Regions from separate parts of the Homo sapiens genome. Here regions 1 and 2 are each linked to region 3. A link is a loop called in an ENCODE intact Hi-C map of the cell type or tissue named here. Cell type or tissue: dorsolateral prefrontal cortex. All regions are shown on one strand.

Region 1 (8,000 bases), 110 kb after region 3:
TAAAGAAAAGGTCTCACTCTATCACCCAGGTTGGAATGCAATGGTATGATCATAGCTAATCATTGCAGCCTCAAACTCCTGGGTTCAAGTGATTCTCCTGCCTCAGCCTCCCAAGTAGCTGAGACTACAGTCGCACACCACTGCTCCCAGCTAATTTTTTTTTTTTTTTTTTTGAGATGGGGTTTCGCCATGTTGCCTAGGCTGATTTTGAACTCCTGGCCTCAAGCGATCCTCCTGCCTCAGCCTACCAAAGGGCTGGGGTTACAGATGTGAGCCACCACACCTGGCTGCTTCACCTTAATTACCTGGCATCACATGCTTAAAATAAGGGCATGCCAAAAACACACTGTTCTTGTCAATATACTTCAAAATAATGAATAATACAGCATCTTAAGATGTGTATAAACTCATAAAAATCAGAACAAAAAAATCTATTCTTTATATTTTTCCCTTCCCCCTCCAAAAAATAATAATTCTTAGTGTCACTGGTAGGTAAGCCCGTTTCCTTCAAAACATGAATGCCTATGACAGAGAAATGACAAAAGAAGCTATTTCTGTTTAATAGCCTCATCGTTCTTGTGCTACATGCTCTTAAATCTATGAATGCACAAATGAGACATTCAAGGAAAAACTTGTTTCCAACATGTGCAATAAGAGACATCAAATCAACTGCTCAACTCCACGTTACAATTATGTATAAACTGTTAGAATCTTAATTGCCTTGTGGCTTTGGTGGACACCAAACTTTTTATTCCCTATGAAGGACGTGGTGCCAATGATTGGATGTGGTTCTACATTATTTATGTGTACTTTTTTTTAATAAGTAGAGTAGAACTTAAGAATAAATAAGTCAGTACTGATAGCATTCACGTTGGTCAGGAGACTTCAGTACTGAAGCATTCACGTTGGTCAGGAGACTTCTGACTCTTCTTGCTTGGCTAAGAGATGGCATTGATAAGTCTCTTGCTGGACTCTGTGTGCTTGATGGACCTTTTAGTTTTCTTCCCATTTTCTGGCTCATAAGCATTTAGTTACCTTTTATCCTCTTCCAAGAATATGTATATGTGTATATATAAATATATATATATTTGTTTTTTAAATATTCAGCATTAGCAACTTTCTCATAATCATTTTGGTTTACTTTTTAAATAATGACTTTTCTGTTAGCTCATCGTAGCCACAAAAAAAGAGATAAAGGAATAACTGTGGTCAGGCCAAAATAAAATGAAGATAATGAATAAAATGTAATTGAGCAGCAAAGTAACATTAAATAACTTTTGCTGTAGAGCACTTAATACTTGAAAATTTTTCTGGAAAAACATGGATTAGTATAAACAAATGTTAGCTTGGTTTGTACTGTAGTAGTAACTGATTTGCCTTTTTTTGTCAAGTAGCATTTTTATTTTTAGGTATAAATGAACTATGCTGTCTGAAATTCTTAAGTATTTTCAGTTGCAAAATGTTAGAATTTATACAAAAGTAGAAATTCACTTTATATGAGATTAAAGTAAAAATCATATACAAACTGCACACTGTGGTCATAGGAGTCAGCTTCCACAGAGCTGCTAGGCTGGGCCTTTGTACACACAGACAGTAGACATCCCTTTGTTTTGCCCCTCCTTCTCTTCTTCAGCAGTCATTCAATGACAAGCGTAAAAAGAACCTCTTTTCCCGAAAATTCCCCTTCTACAAGAACAAGGACCAGAGTGAGCAGGAAACAAGTGATGCTGACCGTAAGTATGTGGATCCAGTGGTCAACTGAAAATAAAATGGAGAGGGACCTACTGCCCTGCAGTTGGTTGTTACCATGGAGACAGTTTCAAGAGCTGCAGCAGGTTGCTAATTGTCTTCAAGGGCAACTTAACAGTTATAAATTAATTTGTATGCCGATCTTAACTTTTTCTGGCACCTTAGGAATTCTTAATTTAAAGCAAACATTATTTTTCAGTTATATGTTTATAACTTGAACATATAAATATGTATAAATGCAGTTATTTGAAGGAAAGATTTTTATGAAAAACACATTCATACATTCAAAGAATATTTTAGAGGAAGAACATGAATACATGAGAAGCTACCTGTTGATTTCTAGGTATAACATGGCGAGTCTGATAACTGGATTCTCTGGAATCATTACATTTTACCCTATTTCTTCATTATATGTAGACAATCTGGATTTTACTTTTAAAATAGCAAGAAATGGTCTAAAATTTTGCTTCTGTACCTGAATCAGCCTTCATGCTAGAACTTTCATTCTTTTGGTAGATTACAGTTAGCAGCTAGCTCATTTCAAAGTTCTAGAAATATGTAAAAATGCTCTGTAAGATATATGTACCTGTAATGGTCTTGGAACTGTCTCTTACTGTAGCACCAATTTTATGCATTACTGACAACTATTTTCTTTGATTATCTTTTTATTGCTTGCTCTCTGGGGACTACCCTCTACAGGAGATCCCTGACGACATGGGATCAAAAGGCCTGAGTAAGTGATCAAAATACTCCCAAGTTATTTTTTAACCTCCATCTGCAGACCTACCTTATTCAGATACATTTTGAGATTCATGGTAGTGCCTTTCTGGCATAAGGAGGTGTATGATTTAGATTGCTTTTAGAATTTTCATGTTTATCACATGCTTGGGACTTTATTTCTGTAATACATAACTTTTTGTTTTTATTTTTCACATGTCATTTGAAAAATTCTCTTGCTCGTAACTATATTTTCCTTTTTGTAATTTTTACGACAGTTACTTTTGCTAGGAACTTTTAAAATATAAAAACTTTTAAGATTTTTTTAAATGTACCCTCATTATTAGAATGTAGAAATATGCTTCCTTGGAGTTTTATGTTCCCCTTTTTTTTGTTAAAATAATTTAAAATAATTTTGATTATGTGTTAGAAAAGCATTACTATAAAAGTATAAAGCACAATAGAATACTACGCAAGTAGCAGTTTATTGAGGGGATAGGTTGTGTATCTCTTTTTTTTTTTTTTTTTTTTTTTTGAGAAAGTTATAAGTTACCACAAGAGTATAAGAACTATTTTGTTTTTCCTTTAGCTAAGATGTTGCCTTTGTTTTTGGTTTTTGTTGCTGCTGTTCTTGTTTAATTTTCTAGCTAGTTACTTAATCTTCATGTAAAGCTTCACACAGGGTCTAGTATGTAGAAGACATTCAATAAATGTTGGCATGAATGAATGAAGCAAGAAGCCATTTTAGCAAATAAAATTTTTAATTTGCATGTTTTCAAATTGCTTAACTGAAAATTTACCAAACATTACTGAGTAACTTTAGGTGACAGTGAGTGATAGAAGTAATCTTTTAATCTAATATTTTCTAAATGGTTCTTTCTATTTAGATTATTAAATATTTTGAAAACTTCTTTGTCATTCATTGATCATTAAGCCTATAGCCAGTATCTTTTAACTTTCTAAGACCTACATTAATAAACATTAAATTTTACATAAGACATTTTTCTGATTTATGCTTTTATGCTGAAATTTTAATCTAAACTGCAGGTACTTTTATTTCAACCATAGTGATTTAAGTTTGTATTAGATTGAAGACAGTATGTTTATTTACAACTCTTTCTGTTAGACACACTTTGTTATTTTTGCATGTGCCTTTATAGGATTTAGTAAGGGCCACAGATTTCCTATCACTAGTGACACCCTTACATTTGGGGAAAATTATCAATGAAAACCTCTAAAATTGGACCATACTACCACAGTTTATGTATGCTATAGAATTTATTTTGAGATTGATAACATACTTTAGAGGTGGTATGGATCAACAAATGGACCCACAGATTTTTCTTATATGTTAAGTGAACAGAGACATAGGAAACTCATAGAAAAAGAAACTAAATGAAGAATTTGGTTCCCATATTGATGTTATAATAGATGATCATTATACCTTGACCCTCTTTCTCTGGTTCTGATTGAAGATTGAGACTTTGGAAGAGAAATAATATGAAAAATGGTAACTGATTATCAGACGACGTTATTCAGAAAAAGATTTTATTTTCTGGAGAGTGACCTAAGATCTCTTGAATAATAGATTTCTGTGCTTCATCTCACAGGAATTAAAAGAATTTATTCACCTGGTAACTTGATCATCAGATCAAGATTTTATTCACAAAATGTTGGAGAAGACAGAAAAATATCAGTAAAATTCTAAAACTGGATATGATGGAGGTTATCACATAAAATAGATGATATAAGGCAGTTGACAAGGTGCCCATGATTATGTAGTAGTAAATACTGGGAAGAAGGATGTGTTCAAGGACGTTACTTGTGGCCTCAGTTACTTACATTCTGAAGTTAAGAATGTAGGGAATAAACTAAGCAAAATCTTGAGAGACTTTAATATAAGAAAATAAGTGCAACTTAATGTAGGTAGTCATCAGGCCTTATTGGAACAAAACTCAAAAAGAACCCAAAAAAGAAGGTTAAGTTATTCCAGAGAACCGAACCTATTGAAGAGAAATGGAATAACACTGAATATCAAGAAAAAAAAAATGTATATCTGCTGTAAATTCACACAACCTATGAAAAATGGGGTATTTAATTGAAGAGCAGACAGAGAAACAGAAGTGATACCATAGAACGCTTTGTGTAGACCTGAATTCATTTGTTCTTTATTCTGAGAAGAAGAGAGTCAAATAAATTATTGATTTCCCTGTTAACAGTAGAGAAAACAGTGAGAGAAATCGTCTTATCAAACCTAATTTTGCTAAACAGAACTAATGAGAGTACAATGGAAGTTTGGGAGAATGCAGCTAAGTCATCATTTGCGAAAAGCTAGAAATAAAAACCCGTGCCGCTTTCATGCTTTAAGGGAGGTAATTTTGAAAAAGCTCAAGGGACTAAAACTAGGTAAGATTCCTTTAACAGAGACTGAAAGGAAACATAACTCAATAAAAGATACATAAGGTGCTCAGAAGTAAAATTATGACATAAGATTTGAGACAAGGTTTGTTCTTATTACATGTAGGCTTTCCATTTTTACAACTTTCCATGTTGTACAACACCTCAAAAATTTCCTCAGGCACGTAGGTTTCCTGTTACATATGTCTTTTCTTTCTTCTCACTTTAAAGACGTACGCATAGTTGTGCAGAGCTTCTAAATGCCAAAAACAGACTTATTTTCATTTGCATTACGAATAAGATGTAAGAGTAGTTTCATTGCTTCAGATTGATGATGTAGTATTAGAGGAGAGCAGAAGAGAAACATGATGTACTGTATCAGGAAGAAGCATTTGAGTACAATGATAAAACTTGGTTAGAGAGATTTGAGATAGATCTGTTCATCAAACATCATAAACAGGCTGGGCGCGGTGACTCACGCCTGTAATCCCAGCACTTTGGGAGGCTGAGGCCAGCAGATCACCTCAGGTCAGGAATTCGAGACCAGCCTGGCCAACATGGCAAAACCCCGTCTCTACTAAAAGTACAAAAATTAGCAAGGCATGGTGGTGCACACCTGTAATCCAAGCTACTCGGGAGGGAGGCTGAGGCAGGAGAATCACTTGAACCCGGGAGGTGAAGGTTGCAGTAAGCCGAGATCACGCCACTGCTCTCCAGCCTGGGTGACAGAGCAAGACTCAGGTTTTTTTTTTGTTTTTTTGTTTTTTTTTTTTTTAAGACAATCATAAACAAAAATAAAAACTTGAAGAATTTATTTGTACCATGTATGTCACAAGGATAATATCTTTATAAGTTTTTAACAGGTAATAAGAAATAAGCTAACTCTCCATTAGAAAACTGGGCAAGAGTGCTCAGAAGATAAGCAAATGAAATAAGCATATAAAAAATGTTTAATTTCCCTAGTAGTGATAAGCAAAATGTTTTACCTGTCACTTTGGCAGACTTTTGTTTAAAAAGAAAACCCATGACGGAGAGAGTGCTGCTAAATGCCTGCTTTTAATGTATTACAAGTAAATAATGTATTACAAGTAAATGTATGGGAGTGTAAATTGGCACAGCCTTCCTGAAAAAGCACATCTTTTGACCCACTAAATCCTCTTCAAAGAATTTATCCTAAGGATGTAATTAGAGATGGAGACAAAGCCTTATATATCAGAATGCTTATTATAATATTATTGAGTAATAACAGCAAAAATAAAAAAAACCGTGGTAAAATGTCTTACAGTTGGGAAGTGCCTAATGAAGTATGATTTATCCATACTATGTAATATTACATAACCATCAAAAATCATATTTAAAGATAATGACATGGGGAAATGCTTACTATCTATGAAAAAAGTAAAATATGAAACTGCATATATTGTCTCAGTCTTATATGTTTGGAGCTATTTTAAATAGTGTTGCTTTGAACATTCTTATACATGTCTTGTGGTAAGCATATATATGCCTTTCTGTTGGGGAAATATCTAGGAAAGGAATTGCTGGGTCGTATAGATACACATTTGTCCAGCCTTAGTAGCTATTGCCAATTAGTTTTCTAGTTTTACCAGTTTGCCCATTCCTAGCGCATGAACTCCCATTGCTGCATATCATTATCGATGCTTGACATGTCTGTTTTGTGTTTTCATTTTAGCCATTCTGGTGGATGGCAGAGACACTCTTTGTGGTTATAATTTGCATTTCCCTGACAAGTAATTAACTTGAACACTTTTCTATATGTTTATTGGTTATTTGACTGTCTTCTTTGGTAAAATGCTTTGAAGAGGAACATTTTCAATTATCAGAAGAAAAACATTTTATTTTTCTAATAACATTCCAAACAATTATGATGACGCTATTCTAAGGACCATACTTTGAGTAGTGAGGCTTTATTGTAGAAGAGCTAAGTGAAATGATATTTGAAAGAACCTGCAGAATTTGATTGTGGCGTAGCTTTTGGCAGTCTTAGAGGGTTTGAGGTGAGTAGGAGAAATCTCAAAAAAAAAAAAAAAAGACAGTGAAGAGATTTTGGTAACTTAAACTTTTTATTATATAAATATCAGATATATTCAATAGTAGAAAAGTAGTAAAAATAAACCCTGCAGGTATTTGTTTATCCAGCTTTCATAATTGTCAACTGAACATTTGCCAATTCTGTTTCTTCTGTACTCCCACTTACACTCCCCTCCCTTCACCCCATTGCAATAACTAATTTTTCTTTAGTTTACAAACTAGAGATTGCAGAGGGTAATACCAATACTAATGTAAACAGAATAACTCTTTTTTTAATGTGGCGTGTTTCTGGGTATGAAATTTAAGGAAATAGGACAGAAAGTTAAAAGGTATATATAAATGAAGACATTCATAATTGTTGATACTTGTGAAAAACAGTTTAAAGCAAATAAAAATATCTAATAAATAGCGAGGTAAATAATGTATCAATCTAATAGAATATTATACACCAATTTTAAATTATTGCTGTCAAGCCCATGTGGTGACATGGAAAGAAATATTTTAATATGAGCTTTTAAAAAACCTACCATTTGGCCAGGTGCGGTGGCTCACACCTGTAATCCCAGCACTTTGGGAGGCCAAGGCAGACAGATCACGTGAGCTCAGAGGTTCAATATCAGCCTGGCCAACATGGTGAAACCAGTCTCTACTAAAAATAGAAAAATTAGTTGGGCATGGTGCTATATACCTGCAGTGCCAGGTAGTCAGGTGTCTGAGACACAAGAATAGAATCGCTTAAACCTAGGAGGCAGAGGTTGCAGTGAGCTGAGATCGTGCCACTGCACTCCAGCCTGGGCAACAAAGGGAGACTATCTCAAAAAAAAAAAAAAAAAAAAAATGAAATTTCCAGCTGGGTGTGGTGATTCACACCTGTAATCCCAGCACTTTGGGAAGCTGAGATGGGAGGATCCCTTGAGGCCAGGAGTTTGAGACCAGTGTGGGCAACATAGTTGAGACTTGTCTCTTTTATTAAAAAAAAAAAACAAAATTTTAGCAGGGCATGGTGGTACATACCTGTAGTCCCAGCCACTCTGGGCTAAGATGGGAGGATCACAGAAGCCCAGGAGAGGAGGGCGAGGCTGCAG
Region 2 (8,000 bases), 210 kb after region 3:
AGAGTTGAAAATGGTATTTCAGCTGGGCATGGTGGCTCATGCCTGCAATCCTGGCACTTTGGGAGGCCAAGGTGGGTGGATCGCTTGAGCACAGGAGTTTGAGACCAGCCTGGGCAACATGGCGAAACCCCATCTCCACGAAAAAAAAATTTAAAAAATGGCCAGGCATTGTGGTGTGCACCTGTAGCCCCAGCTACTCCGGAGACTGAGGTAGGAGGATCACTTGAGCCCAGGAGGCCGAGGCTGCAGAGAATCAAGATTGTGCCAGTGCATTCCAGCCTGGGCAACGGAGCAAGATCCTGTTTCTAAAATATATATATATAAATAAAAATTAGCATGTGATATGTCTTTCTATATATTTAAATTATCTTTTGTATCTCTTAGAATTTGAAAGTTTAATTCATAAATATGTTTCAAGTATCTCATTAAGTTTGTTCCAAATTGTTTCATTTTGTGTCATCATTGTTGCTTTTGTTGTTGTTGTTTTTGTAAATGGACTTAAATGAACTTTCTTCCATTAGTTTTTCTATTAATAACTAGTTGTTCTTTACTTATGTAAAGTCTACAGTTTCTGAATATTAATATCAAACTAGACACTTTACAGAATTATTCAGTAAATTTACTGAATTTAATTTTACTGAATTATTGTAACACTTTCTTAATAGATTTTATTTATTTATTTATTTATTTTTATTTTTATTTCGAGATGGAGTCTCGCTCTGCCGCCAGGCTGGAGTGCAGTGGCGCGATCTCGGCCCACTGCAATCTCCGCCTCCCGGGTTCAAGCGATTCTCCTGCCTCAGCCTCCTGAGTAGCTGGGATTACAGGCACCTGCCACCACGCCTGGCTAATTTTTGTATTTTTAGTAAAGACGGGGTTTCACCACGTTGGCCAGGCTGGTTACGAACTCCTGACCTCAAGCAACCCACCCACCTCGGCCTCCCAAAGTGTTGGGATTAGAAGCACGAGCCACCGTGCCCGGCTAGATTTTATTTTTTTAGAGCAACTTTAGGTTCACAGCAAAACTACGTGGAAAGTACAGAGATTTCCCACATGCCCCCAAACCCTCGCCACACATACCACCTCCCCCACCATCCTGCACCAGAGTGGTACATTTGTTACGGCCGATGAACCTATGTTGACACGTCGTTGTCAACCAAAGTCCACAGTTCACGTTAGGGTTTACTCTTGGTGTTGCCCGTTCTATGGGTTGAGACGTGTCCTGACATCTACCACTGTGGTATCATATAGGATAGTTTCACTTCTCTGAAAATCCTGTGGGCCCTACCTATTCATCCTCTCTCCCACAACCCCTGACAACCACTGATCTTTTTAATGTCTCCATAGTTTTGCTTTTTCCAGAATGTCATATAGTTGGAATCACATAGTATATAACCTTTTCAGATGGGCTTTTTTCACTTTAGTAATACGTGTTTAAGATTCCTCTATGTCTTTTCACAGCTTGACAGCTTATTTCTTTTTAGTGCTGAGTAATATTCCACAGTCTGAGTGTACCAGAGTTCATGCATTCACCTGTTGAAGAACAGCTTGGTTGCTACCAAGTTTTGGCAATTATGGTTAAAGTTGCTGTAAACATTCATGTACAGGCTTTCTTTTTTGAGACAGAGTTTCGCTCTGTCACCCAGGCTGGAGTGCAGTGGCGCAATCTCGGCTCACCGCAAGCTCTGCCTCCCAGGTTCACGCCATTCTCCTGCCTCAGCCTCCCAAGTAGCTGGGACTACAGGCGCCTGCCACCACGCCCGGCTAATTTTTTGTATTTTTAGTAGAGATGGGGTTTCACCATGTTAGCCAGGATGGTCTCGATCTCCTGACCTCGTGATCCGCCTGCCTCGGCCTCCCAAAGTGCTGGGATTACAGGCGTGAGCCACCACGCCTGGCCTCATATAAGGCTTTTGTGCAGACCTGAGTTTTCAGTTCATTTGGATAAATATCAAGGAGCTCGACTGCTGGATTGTGTGGTAAGAGCATGTTTAGTTTTCTAAGGAACTGCCAACTCTCTTCCAAACTGGCTGTATACCATTTTGCATTCCCACCAACAATGAATGGCCCTTCCTATTTCTTTTCATCCTCACCAGCATTTGGTGTGTAATTTCTGAATAAAATCCTTTGTGTTTTCCAAGTATACAGTTATTTTGATCTGAAAATAATAATTTTTCCTCCATTCTGATTTCTCTATCTCTATATTCTACCTCTTGTCAAATTATATTGGCTAACACATCCAGAAAAATATTAAGTAATAGCTGTAAAAATGGATAAACCTCTTTTGTTCTTGACTTCAAGTTTGGGAGAACTTTTATTGTGTCCCCATTAAGTATGATGCTGGCTTTTATACTGAGATAAGTATATTGTTTCGTATTAAGAAAATATACCTGTTCCTATTTTATTAAGAGTGTTTACCAAAAATAAACTGTTGAATTTTTCAGTATCTGTGGGGATTATCACATCATTTTTCTCTTTTATATGCTAAATATTAATATGATCAATCACATTGATAGATTTCATAATATTAAACCATTCTTAAATTTCTGGAAGGTAACCTTTTTAGAAAAAAATCTCCTTAGGTCTGGCACGGTGGCTCACACCTGTAATCCCAGCACGAGTCAGGCGTATCACTTGAGGCCAGAAGTTCAAGACCAGCCTGGCCAACGTGGTGAAACCCGTCTCTACTAAAAATACAAAAATTAGTTGGGCGCAGTGGCGCATTCCTGTAATCCCAGCTACTCGGGAGGCTGAGGCAGGAGAATCGCTTAAACCACGGAGGAAGAAGTTGCAGTGAGCCAAGACTGTGCCACTGCACTCCAGCCTGGGCAACAGAGTGAGACTCCGTCTCAAAAAGAAAAGAAAAGAAAAGAAAAGAAAAGGAAATTCCTTAAATTCATAAAAACAACGAAACTTATATGTGCCCTTATCTCTGAAGAGAATGTTAAATAAATGCACAAATAAGAAAAAGCTGCTCATGAAGTGCTCCTGTGTTTTTGGCACCCCAAGTTCCTCCACATACGGAAAACCCTGGGACCTTCTGGCTAGAAAGACACAGGCAAAGAGCCCACGGGGACCTCCCTGCGAACGCAGAGCTTTGCTTAGCTTCAGTTCAGCCCAGGGACTGTCTGAGGACCCGCCTCAGGCCCGGAGCTGTAGGGCTTGGGGCCCCCTCCAGCCTCCAGGTGACTCAACACCACGATTAGACTCACTAGGCAATTCTGGGAATGATCTGAGATCTTTCTAATGTTTCTCAACTTCTTTCACAATGCTGGAGGCCCAAAGCCAGCCCTGCGCTCCTGAGAAAGGAGACACAAGGAGCAGAAGGTCAGGGTCAGCGGGGCATGGCGAGTCTTTTGAGTTTCTTGGGAAATGCTTCCCGGGCTCAGCAAATACAAAATGGGAGCCTTCTGCTTCTACAAATCAAACTCCTGTGATTGCCCCCTCTGACCTCAATTCTTTTTTTTTCTTTTTTTTTTTTTTTGAGACAGAGTCTCACTCTGTCGCCCAGGCTGGAGTGCAATGGTGCAATCTGGGTTCACTGCAACCTCCGCCTCCCGGGTTCAAGCGATTCTCCTGCCTCAGCCTCCCGAGTAGCTGGGACTACACGTGCACGCCATCATGCCCGGCTAATTGTTGAATTTTTGTAGAGACGGGGTTTCACCATGTTGGCCAGGCTGCTCTTGAATTCCTAACCTCAGGTGATCCATCTCCCTCGGCCTCCCAAAGTGCTGGGATGACAGGCGTGAGCCTCCGCACCCAGCCCCTCGATTCTAATGCTCTCTTTCTAGCCCTCTCTTCCCAGCTCGGATGGGCCCTTGGCCCCAGGTCTCCAGTGGCAAGTCCGGGCGGGCTCCGGGGCCATAGACTCAGCCTGGCCTCCCAGATCCCGGGCAGCTTGGGCTGCGCAGAGAATCCAAAAGGCTTCCAAGGAGGTGAGTCCGTGGAATGTGTTCGTGATTCGCTGAGATGAAGCCGAAGGGAAACAGCCCAGGGCAGGGACACCGCAAGCATTAGGTAGAACCACATGACATTGCAGATAATTTGCTGTTTTTGACCTACGACAAACCAGCATTATCATACTGTTCACCCAAACCCCAAGGCCGCCTTTGAGAGCGCGATAATCACAGAACCAATTCTGCGGAGCCACCCAGTGGTCAGAAGAAGAAAACAGGGCTTGATTCTTAAACGATGCTGACGATGATGATGCCGACAGGGACAGGGTAAGTGACGCTTCCGGAGCCTCCATGACGTGCTGGGAATAGAAGTTTCACACAAGTGATTATTTAATGTTACTGTGTTTGTCGCAACAATCAAGTATACTTATATAATACAAACAGCTCTCCTGAGTCAGCAGGTAGGTAATATTATTATTCCCATTTTAGAGGTGAGAAAGATGAGGCTCAGGGGATTCAGCAAGCGGCGCAAAATCACACAGACAAGGGAGGCAGACCCAGGTTTGAGCTCAGAGCCTGGCTCAGAATCATGTTCTTCACATGCAGGTTCCCTTTCCACGTTAGGGAGAAGGTGAGGCTCCCAAGCCAGAGATCCGAACTCTGGGAAGTCCCCAGGCAAGACTGACCTAGGTGCACACACCTGAACTTCTCAGCACTTCACATCACAGCAGAACAGAAGATGAGCCGGGTGTGGTGGCTCACGCCTGTAATCCCAGCACTTTGGGTGGCAAAGACGGGCAGATCGCTAGAGCCCAGGAGTTCCAGACCAGCTTGGGCAACACGGTGAGACCCCATCTCTACAAAAAATACAAAAATTAGCCGGGAGTGGTGGCGCTTGCCTGTAGTCCCAGCTACTCAGAAGGCTGAGGTGGGAGGATAGCTTGAGCCTGGGAGGTCGAGGCTGCAGTGACCTGAGATCGTGCCACTGCACTCTAGCCTGGGTGACACAGCAAGACCCTGTCTCAAAAACAAAAACCAAAACCCAAAGAACAGAGGATGTTAGTGGAACCATTACAGCAGGATATTAAAGTAATAGTTTCAGTCCCGGCACGGCGACTCACGCCTGTAATCCCAGCACTTTGGGAGGCCGAGGCAGGTGGATCACCTGAGGTCAGGAGTTTGAGACCAGCCTGACCAATATGGTGAAACCTTGTCTCTACTAAAAATACAAAAATCAGCCAGACACCAGTTACTTGGGAGGCTGAGACAGGAGACTTGCTTGAACCTGGGAGGCAGAGGTTGCAGTGAGCCAAGATTGTGCCACTGCACTCCAGCCTGGGTGACGGAGTGAGACTCCATCTCAACAATAAATGAATAAATAAATAAAGTAATAGTTTCAAAAACTGCATTAAAGGAAGTTCATTAAAATAAAAAGGAAAACTGTGTGCTACACAGAACATTGATCAAGTAATTAATCGTTGGCTTTGTGAAATTCATTCTGGAAAATTATCTAAAAATTAATCAGTATTTGTATAATTTGGATTCACTGTTTTGATTCAAATCTTCTTGAAAGATAAAAATATCCTTCAAATCCTTTGAATGGCAAAGTCCAAACATTACCATTCCATGCTGCCATGAAACACAGTAGGCGGGGTAGAGGCTGGGAGGAAAAAGGCTGCTTGCCAGTCAGGCTGAGGAAATGGCAAAGCAGGCAGGATGCGTCCTCCCCCAGGGCTCCTAATATGGGCTCTGGGCAGCGGACTCCCCATGAATGCAGAGTCAGAAGGGAGCCACAATGGCCAGTCTCTGCAGATGTCCCATGAGCTGACACCATGGGACTATCGGCACCATCGTGGCCTGAGAGGGTCGGGGCTATATCAGGTGTCTTACCCCCAAGACCTTGAGCTGTGTGGCTTCCCAGAGATCACGGGTCATACGACAGATGCGGAAGCCGAGGCACCTGGAGAGGAATCAGCTGACTTGGGGTTACACATCTAGTGGGTGGCAGAGCCAGGACTGTTACCCAGGCTCTGACTTCCCGTCCAGATCCTTCCAACTCCTCACCGAGGTCAGAAGCGCTGCTGCTCTAACTGACCTGTAACTTGGTGAGTTAGGAAAACCACAGGAAGGCCAGACCAGGACTTCAGCTGTTCCTGAGCCTGGTTCTGCCTGGGAACTTTGTGCCACTCCATGCGGGCCTGGGGCAGAGAAAGAGCGAGACAAAGATGCTTACAGCATGGGCTCTGCACCCATCCTCCAGCTTCCTACAGTGTCTTGGTACCCTTTGGGTGCTCAGTCGTGCTTACCAATGGTGACAATGAGGACAAGGAAGAGGAAAGGTGAGAGGGGACAAAGGAAGGGGAGAGGACTTGATGACAGGGAGAAGCGGGGCTGGACTATTTGAGGGAAGATGACAGTGAGGCTGACCCAGAGAAGGCCTTAGAGTTACTCAATTACATCTCAGACTAAGGAAAGGCTCTTATATTCGGGGCTGTTTCTCATTTTAAGTTTTGTGGGCCGGGCATGGTGGCTCACGCCTGTAATCCCAGCACTTTGGGAGGCCAAGGTGGGCAGGATTACTTGAGGTCAGGAGTTTGAGACCAGCCTGGCCAACATGGTGAAACCCCATCTCCACTAAAAATACAAAAATCAGCCGGGCGTGGTGGTGGGCGCCTGTAATCCCAGCTACTCGGGAGGCTGAGGCAGGAGAGTCGCTTGAACCTGGGAGGCGGAAGTTGCAGTGAGCCGAGATCGCACCACTGCACTCCAGCCTGGGTGACAGAGTGAGACTCTATCTCAAAAAAAACAAAACAAAAAAAAAAGTTTTGTGTATCTATCCTAACTTTTACAATTGTGCACATATATTACTTTGGTTAAAAATGTAAATTAAAGGAGAAAAGACTTCGATCAAACACAAGAACCTAAAGGGTGACAAAGCGTTGCTGTGGCAGCTAGAGAGGTATAGATCCCTGGCAGGCAGGGGCCTGAGGGGAGGCAGATAGCTAGCACCTGCCAGCTGGGCCAGAGAAAAGAAGGGGCCTTTTCCCTTCTTGCCCCAGCAGGGTTCCACAGTAATATTATTTTGTCCCATGGATCAACCACTGTCCTCATCAGAGGCTCTTAACCTTTGTGGGGTCATGGGCCCTGGGAAATCAGAAACCCTATTTGCCCCAGGAAAAACAGTGTACATGTATGCATACCCATAAAACTGTCTGTATAACTCCCTGGGTTTACAAGCTCCTGGTTAACCCCTGCTCCATGTGCTGATGTCCAACCAGACTGTTTTCCCAGTCCACCTTCCCTTCTGAGCTTTAAACCCACACATTCAACTTTCCTCTGCATGGAAATCTCCCAACAGTACCTCAAAGTGTCAAGTAGTTAAAACCAAATTTAAACTCCCCCTAAATCTGCTCCACCCCCTGTGCTCCCTGTGTCGGGACTGGAACTATCACCCACCCATTTGCCAAGTATGAGATCTGCTGTCAACTTGGAGCAGTGGTTCTCAATGCTGGCTGTACATCAGAAGCCACCGTGGAGGCCTGTAAAACACGGAGGCCTGGGCCTCCCTGCTGGCCCTCAGACACAGAGCCTCTGGCAGGAAGTCCAGCATGATCAGTCTGAAAGAAGGCTGAGAACCACTCCCCCAGACAGAACATCTTTCTGTCAGTCTCACTCCAAAACAGTCACCAAGTCCTGTGGCTTCTACCTACTGAATTCCACGGCATTTATTTAGAATAGGTCATTCTCCAGCATGATACGAAAGTCAACTCTTAAAACAAGGTAGACCAAGCATGGTGGCTCATGCCTATAATCCCAGCACTTTGGGAGGCCAAGGCAGGAGGGTTGCTTCAGGCCAAGAGTTTGAGACCAGCCTGGGCAACTTAGTGAGACTCCACCTCTAACTAAAAGAGAAAACAAAAAGAATAATCAGAGGAAATTTCCCTTCCTATCATCACCTCCCAGTTACTGGCCAGCCTGCCTCCATTTTAACCTCCTTCAGTCCTTCCTCCTCAGCCGGAGTCAATGTTCCAAACTGCCAGAGTCTGGCTGTGTTATTTCCCTGCCTAAGCCTCTCGGTGGCCCCTCATCACTCCCAGGAAAAAG
Region 3 (8,000 bases):
ATTTTTTTTGTTTGGTAGAGACAGGGTCTTGCTCTGTTGCCCAGGCTTGTTTTGAACTCCTGGCCTCAAGTAATCCTCTTCCCTTGACCTCCCAAAGTGCTGAGATTACAGGTGTGAGCCACTGCACCTGGCTCATATCTTCTTTTGGATTGTATTTTCTCATCTCACTTTCCCTTATTACTAGCTTGGAAGTTAAAAATTGTTTCTCTTCCTTTAGTGGTTATTGTAGAAATTTTAATATATGTTTAACTTTTAAAAGTCTAAAGTAAATAAATGCCATTCACTCTTACTCCAGACAACATAAGAACCTCAGCACGGGTAAAGCCCTAACACTGCTTGTTGAATGTGCTGTTCTTGTCAGCCTGCTTTTATCTTGATTGAGTTAATCTAATTTATTTATTATTTTTGTCCAAAAACACTCCCAGGATATGTATAATTTTTTTATTTCTGATGTTTTGAATTTCCGGTCATCCTTATTGTTACAAACCAACCAAAGCCAATTTGCACATGGCCAACTCTGGTCTTTTGGTAGGTATTTTAGTAGTTATTTTGGTGTGTTTGCAGATTATGACACAAGCAGACATTTAAACAGTGAGCCAGCATGCATATTTTATGTAGCCTATTCTTTAAATCTCATGAAACCTCAGCTTTCCGTTGTTGCCTAAAATGCTCATTCTAAGCAGATAAAACAATGTTCCAGACACAAGATTTTGTTTACCCAGAGTCTCCAGATGTCTTAGGGATTAAACCTAAGGTGTTATCCCTAAGGGTTTAGGCCTCTCCAGAGTCTTCCGTTTCCCTTATGCAAGGGTGTATTATGTCTCTAAATTAATTCAAAAAATTCACATAACTGGGATGCTATGGATTTCACCAGTGAAATCCCATTTTGCTGATTAATAAGCCACTACCTTCATCAGTGAAAACCTACTTCATTATAATTGGGAAGACTTTTTGTGTAAATCAAAGATTAATATGACAAAACCCCCCTTTCTGTTGTTGTTTTGTTTTGTTTTGTTTGAGTTGAAGTCTCGCTCTGTCGCCCAGGCTGGAGTGCAGTGGCGCGATCTCGGCTCACTGCAAGCTCCGCCTCCCGGGTTCACGCCATTCTCCTGCCCCAGCCTCCCGAGTAGCTGGGACTACAGGCGCCCGCCACCACGCCTGGCTAATATTTTGTATTTTTAGTAGAGACGGGGTTTCACCGTGTTAGCCAGGATGGTCTCGATCTCCTGACCTCGTGATCCGCCCGCCTCGGCCTCCCACAGTGCTGGGATTACAGGCGGGAGCCACCGCGCCCGGCCGACAAAACCCTTTTAGCAGCCATCTCCGTATATGATTCTTGTAATTAAATGCAAGGTGATCAATCTTGGGATGTGAATTGGAACGCAGACTGGCCTTTGGGAGGTTTACAAGTTCTCCAGGTGTTTCTAATGTGCGGGCACAGTTGCGAAGCATTGTGCCACCACTATTACGGCTACTATAGTTGACCCTTGAACAACACGAGTTGGAACTGCACTGCTCCACTTATATGCGGATGAAACAAATGCAGATTTCAAACAAATGCAATCAAACATAAAAGTATTTGTAGGATGCAAAACCCAAGTATACAGAGGGCTGACTTCCTGTAAGTGCATAGCTGACTTCAGGACTTCAGTATGTGAGGATTTGGGTACAGTATGCGAGGATTCACGGGGGACTAGTCCTGGAACTAGTCCCCCGTGAATGCAAAGCTTGAGGTATTTTCCTGCACTACTGTGCTATCTGTGTTGAGCTATTAATATTTACAAGTAAACTTCTGACATCATTTGTCGAATCCTCCTTCTAGAGTGAGAGACTTAAATTGATAGTATTGAGAGAGAAAGCATTCATACTTTAAGATTTTCACTGCTTTCTTAATCTGATTCATTTCTTCCTTAATTTTCTGACCATAAGAGATGAGAAGTCAGTTTTTTGGTATCTGCTTTAAATTGCTTTTTCTTTACATATACTTGCTTTTTGTTTATTCTGACAATGATAAAGGATTATGTCCCTCACAGCTTTTTAAAGAAATATTTTATAGAGGCTTAAAGGAGTATGTTATTAATTAAAGTGTCCTTTATCATCAGTTCTAAGACTTACCTTTTCCACATTTACCATTTCTGAAATTGGTGGAAATCTTGCAGTTGCTGGCATTTTGTCATGGCCTTATCTGAGTGGCGATCTTTGTGTAGTCATATGTAAACCTTTCCTGACACGTTTTGTTAAGATCAAGAAAGTACCAGCATGCTTTCCTGAGTCTTAGGATATTATGATAATCATTCAGCTGGTTCTATGAGAAGCGTCTGAAAACCTGGCCATCTTTGTGGGCCATTCTCTTGCTCTGCCTTGTTCATCTTGTTCTCTTTTGTTAGGTATTAACAGGATCAGTCTCTGAAACAATTATAAACCATCCTCTGGGGTTCTTAAGTGAAACCACTAGTCCCCTTTCCCTCACTAGTCCCCTTTCCCTCACTTTGGTTTGCTGGCTGTCTGATTCATATTTGCAAACTGAGTAGATAAGGATTTTCAATCCCAGCAGAAAAAAATTGTGTGTATTCTCTATCATTTGTTTCTAAATCACACTTTAATATGTTAATGTTTTTTCCTATTGTAAACTTGTTAAACATATTTTCTTGTATATTTCCTGTGTAATATGATGTATCAAGTTTTTAAAAATTTAAACTTTAAAAACTTTAAACTTGATACATAATATTGCCTGATATATTTGCACCATAATTTGATGACCATGTCAGCTCTCAGATATCTGTTATCTCTATTTTTATTAGGTTTTGTAAAGAAACCTGCAATGAGTAATCTTTGGACATGAAAAGTATTTAGTTTCTTTCCTTTGGATGGATTACCAGAAGTCAGATTACTGAGTCAGAAGAATATGAACGTTTCTCAAGTTCTTGAAACTTTCTGACAGATTGTATTCTGATAGAATTGTAATTTAAGAATGATTAAGACTGTTTCGTTTGGGGAATTTCTACCTGCTTCCCCTCTTTCATTCCTAGGTTACTGTGGCAGATGCCACGTAAAATAATTATTTGAGGGGTGTAATAGATTTGGAGCAGGTGAGCATTATAGCAGAGTAGGTAGGGTTCCTTTAACTTTTTGTTAGAAAACCGGAATTGAAGGAAAACAACCCTTATTTTGACATAAGAAGGCAAGCTTTAATGCTTTTTCATCTTAATTTTTAAAAAACCAGAATGTTATAAGAAGCTCAACAATTTATTTAAAATACAGTGTCAAGTATTAGACTAGTAGTCTCTTTTTTAAAATAAAAGCTAATATAGAGAGCTTTTCCTCTTTTATAGTATTGTGGTTTGGAGTGAACAGCTGTTACGCTGCATGTAGAAGTCAGTATATGAATTATTATTTTATAATTTGAAAAAGTATCTTAGAATTAACAGTGGTTTGCTGAGTAGATTGTAAATTAGGCACAGCTTTAGTCTTCACAATTCTAATAAAAGCTAATGGTAAAAATAAAATTTAATAGATGCTTTAAAAATCAACTGCTAGGATATTAGTTGTGTCAAGCAATACATGCATTTAGCAAACAGTTATTAAACATCTGTGCTAGTAACTGTGTTAGACATCAGTGATTAGTATTTTTTTACGGAAAGATAGTTAACACAGTATGATGTGACATGAAAGAGGGAGAAATTAAATTCTTGGAGTTTTCTGAAAAAAGCAAGTTGACATTTGCATAAAGTGTTGAAGGATGTGTAAGATGCCAAGTCAGAGGAGGAGGCCGTTACTGGGGTAAATAAATACAGTGGAAGGGTGACAATCACAAGAAACTGTAGAAATGCAGGAAGGTTTATGTTATTATTGCTGATACTTAGGGTGCATGTTAGGAAATGAGGGCAAAATCTAAAAGACCTGTATGATGAATGTTCTTATGAAAGGTTTGCCACCATGAAACATGCCGTGAATTAATCTATTAGATTATTGTGGTGGTGGTGGTGGTGGTAGTGGATGGTGGTGGCTCTCCTTACTGGAATAATGAGTAAAGTAAGATAGTGATTGGGTTACTTTATTCAGGGCTTGGCATAAAGATAATTATGATTTTATAATTTAAGACTCTGAAAGGGATACTTTCTTGCCAGTGTTGGGAAGAATATCAAGAAAGAAATAGGGGATATAATAGTTTTTTAAAAATCTTAATGTCGAAGAGAAGGACACAGTGGGTAAATTTTGGGGTTATGTAAGAGTAGTGTCAAGGTTCTAAAACTGAAAATGAGCTGAGAATTAGGAAAAATTGTTAGAACAGTAAATCGAACAAATAAAAACCTCAGCCTTTTCCCAAAAAGTTTGAAATGTACATGAAGCAACAGGGAGGACAGTAGGAGTATTATTGAGTGTATGGGAGGATGCAGTGATCATTGAAGAAACAAGTAATTTATATTTGGTTTTTGTCTTCAATGGCAAGGAAAATTATGCTCAAACTATTGTATACAAAGTAAACATTACTAAGAGGGACTTGAAATCAAACAGAAAAAACAGGGTCAATGAGCAGATAATTGTGCTAAATAAGTATATTTCCTAGCATTTTATTTCATCCAGTAGTATTGAGAATATAATGAAATCACTAGCAGCTCTTAGTAGTTTTTAAAAAATTGTAAGAAATGGGAGTGGCAGAAAAATGGACACAAGCAAATATAAGCCTTTTGAACCAAATGCTAGAGGAATAGAAGTTTTCCTGTTTCTAGTATATAATGAGCAGTTTTTGAAATCAACTTTATCTTTACATCTCTGGAACATATAGAAACATGATTGAATTTTATCATGGACCTGGTATACTAAGGTGAGCATATAGTTTGCATGCACTGACCACTAGATGGTGCTCATACAGAAGGGATTTTGTATGTGTGACATTGAGGGTTTTCTAGATAAATAGCAAATCTGTGTTCTTGTCACTCTTCTCAGTCTTGTCTTATCTCAATACAGTTGTATGTTTTGAAATTTAATAGCCCACATTAGAAAAGAGTAATAAAAATGCCTGTTATATTGCATTTACGTTACATTAGCTTTGTAGTTACTTTGGGTTTTTGGTGGGTTTTTTTTGTACTTTAGAGTTTCAGTATTGCTTTTCCTCTTGTCCTTTACCTTTTTACATTTTTCACTAAGATTATTTAGTAAACTGGGCATGGTGGTAACCTCAGCTACGTGGGTGGCTGAGGCAGGAGCATGGATTGAGCCAAGGAGTTCAAGACCAGCCTGGGCAACGTAGTGAGACTCCGTCTCAAAAACAAACAAATAAAAGATTATTTAGTATTTGCCTTTGTTTCTGTACCTAAAGACTGCTGGGTTTGTGACTTTAGAAACGTACACAAATAATTGAGAGCCTATCCAGTATAAATTTTTAACTTTTTATTACCATTTAATATTGTAAATATTCCTCATAGTCATAAATTTTTCATAATCATGTTTTGAATTACATAGTAATCCACTGAACTAATCGTATTTAGTTTACTAACTTAAGCTTTCTCTATTGTTTAGGCTAGAATTCTATAGATTATATTATCACTCTGAAAAAGAAAACACATTACGGAAAAAAGAATATTCTTTGTATATCATATTAAGATGTTAATAGTGATTCCTTTTGGTGGTTTAGATTGCATACCATCTTTTCATCCATTATTTTAAATAGGTTTTCCAGGTTTTTCTTTAATGAACTTAAATTTGGTTTTAATGGAGTTTTTATCTTTCATCTCTGCTGTGTAATGAGAGAGGATATTCTAAAGCAAAGAACAGTTGGTTGCCTTCCGCCTTCCACCTCCCAGTCTAATCTCATGTGAAACCCCTCTTGTGATTTAGGTATAGATTTTTTGTGTGCATATACTGACTACTGGCCAATGGATGAGGTGTTCCTAGATTTTTGTAGGTCATGTAACAGGACATTTTCATAAAGAAGTCTTTCCCAAAACTTGAAGTTGTTTTCTTGATGTGAATGGATTTGGATAGGAAATTTGCATCAAGAAGTATTTCTTCCCTGTACATTGGGGAAATATGGGAGGCAGTGATCTGTCAACTTTAGATTGTACCCTAAGTTCTTTGGCTCTGTAGGGTAAATAGATGCACACTAAGAGCCTACCATTGACCCCTAAGTTCTCTGGCTCTGTAGGATAAATAGATGCTCACTAAGAGCCTACTATTGTATGTCTTTTGGTACTGTTTACAGTTTGAGGTAGGAGATTTGCATTCAACAGTTGTATTCAGTATCTTCATCCATACTAATTCAGAATAACAGAACCCATATCAGTTTTCTCCTCCCCTTGAAGTTTTCATCAGACATGGATCAAGGCACATATTTTAGGGCCAGACCAATTACCGTAGCATTTATATAAACCACACTAATCAGGTCTTTACTAGGTACCTGGTCCATAACAAAACTTGAATTTTTTTCTGGGAGGTTTCATTTTTTCCTTCACAAGAGGATTCTTAGTTACCTGTCCGCCCTTAGTATTTTCTTACATTCTCTACTCCGAATTAGATAGGATCACTCTGGGGCCATAAATTGTCAGCTACTGCCGGCACAGTCCTTGGGAAGAAGCACCAAACTTTCTGGTATAATCTCTGTCACAAAATATCTTGCCCTCAAGAGTCCCACATGGCTCTCACCCTTACTGAGCACATGTTCACTTCTCAGCAGACGCATCATAGAGACAGCATTAGCATGTTTTCTTGCGGAGTCAAGATTTGCAGTGGACCTCAACATTGTAGTTTGACAAAAGGCTGCATCCAGTTGGTGCTGGTAAGCACGTAGACAAGGAAGATTCTGTCAGTCCACATCCGAAAAAATATCCATGGCTGAGGTTGGGACTTACGATATGCTCTTATCAGCTTAAAAATTAGATTATTCAACCAATAGTAAATTATCAAGTAGCGTTTTTGTTCACATATTGTTTTAAAATGACCATTGTTGTAATTACTAATATAGCACAGTGTTAAGAGGGCTTGCTTGGGAGTTTGTGGTTCTCAAACTTGAAGGTACTTAAGAGTCACTTGGGAAGCATTTTAAACATAAAAATTCCCAGGTTCCCCCTGCCCGTAAACATTTTGATGGGGAGAGGATACACCAATCTGCATATATAACTAGCGCCCCAGGCAATTCTCAGGCGAACTATTATGTTAACCTAAATATTAGATGTTAGAATATGTTCCTTTAGCAATCAGGTGATAGTATTTGGTGAACCAGAGTGGTATTTATGTAGAGTTGGATAAAACACATTTCACTGATTATAAAACGAAAAATTTACCAGCGTTAATTCTTTCTCATTTTTAGAAATTTATGACCTTGTAATATGAATGTTTATAAAATACTAGAGAGATGATGCTGATAATTTCTTGAAAGTTCTTTTTTATCATAAAGGTTCCAGAAGCAAAATACTTGTTTTAGTAATTAATCTACCTTGAGACCCAGTTGTTAATCATTAAAAACCAATACATTACATAAAATGATAAAGGAAAATCCATTTGTAATGAAGCGCTATCGTTAGATAGTCAGAGTTTAATGTAGGCAGCACCTTTGAACAACTTAGAGCCAGTGCCAGATAATGTGTAAGATCTGCCTGGTGTAGAAATTTGGATATGAATGACAAAGATTCTTTTAGTGAAATCATTTTAACAGTCAGAACTATTTGCAGAGAGAATCCTCTTATATGTTTTAATTCAGTTCATATTTATAATTTATATAAGCAGTGAAGGTGCCATTGGATTTTACTACAGACTGTGGTTGAAACTTGGTAATCCAGGGTTTTTCCACGCAGTGCATTAAATCAGGCAGCCCCACAGGGTCTTGGTAGTCCAGTGTTTATAGCATCCTTCTTTACCTGCTAATCGACCTCACTTCCTGGATTTCAATCCATCTAGTTATCAGCTAACAAAAGAACAGCTTTTGGTTCCTGCAGACGCTGGTGAAAAAATAATCATGAGAAAGAAATCCACCTTATGTCGTCTTTTTTGTCTGCAAAAATAAA

What was found. Hi-C counts contacts between places; a loop is a spot of excess contacts. Peaks named below come from ENCODE experiments on the same cell type or tissue, not always from the same donor. Only the 100,000 strongest peaks of a DNase experiment are listed, where the experiment ranks them.
Region 1: a loop joins it to region 3, with 2.9 times the contacts of the local background. A loop is called at or near these places in 7 of 110 quality-filtered maps.
Region 2: it touches region 3 in a loop (4-fold over the local background); 51 of 110 quality-filtered maps call a loop at or near these places.

The regions. Positions count from the first base shown.
Region 1 is chr3:197,070,319-197,078,318 of GRCh38, reverse strand. DLG1 (discs large MAGUK scaffold protein 1) reads left to right here. Exons shown (of 25, transcript NM_001366207.1): 18 at 1,634-1,733. Among named protein-coding and RNA genes, the nearest start is that of MELTF, 45 kb to the right of the region's middle. RefSeq lists a silencer at 805-1,005. In dorsolateral prefrontal cortex, no CTCF peak of the experiment used is centred here; no DNase peak of the experiment used is centred here; H3K27ac peaks cover 2,653 bases.
Region 2 is chr3:196,974,991-196,982,990 of GRCh38, reverse strand. No RefSeq gene overlaps it. Among named protein-coding and RNA genes, the nearest start is that of PIGZ, 10 kb to the right of the region's middle. RefSeq lists an enhancer at 1,159-1,218. In dorsolateral prefrontal cortex, CTCF peaks have their summits at 3,959 and 4,159 (motif pointing left); a DNase peak (open chromatin) is centred at 4,140.
Region 3 is chr3:197,184,027-197,192,026 of GRCh38, reverse strand. The region is part of intron 5 of DLG1 (discs large MAGUK scaffold protein 1); the gene reads left to right. Among named protein-coding and RNA genes, the nearest start is that of MIR4797, 110 kb to the left of the region's middle. In dorsolateral prefrontal cortex, CTCF peaks have their summits at 4,669 and 4,868 (motif pointing right); no DNase peak of the experiment used is centred here; H3K4me3 peaks cover 486 bases; H3K27ac peaks cover 1,644 bases.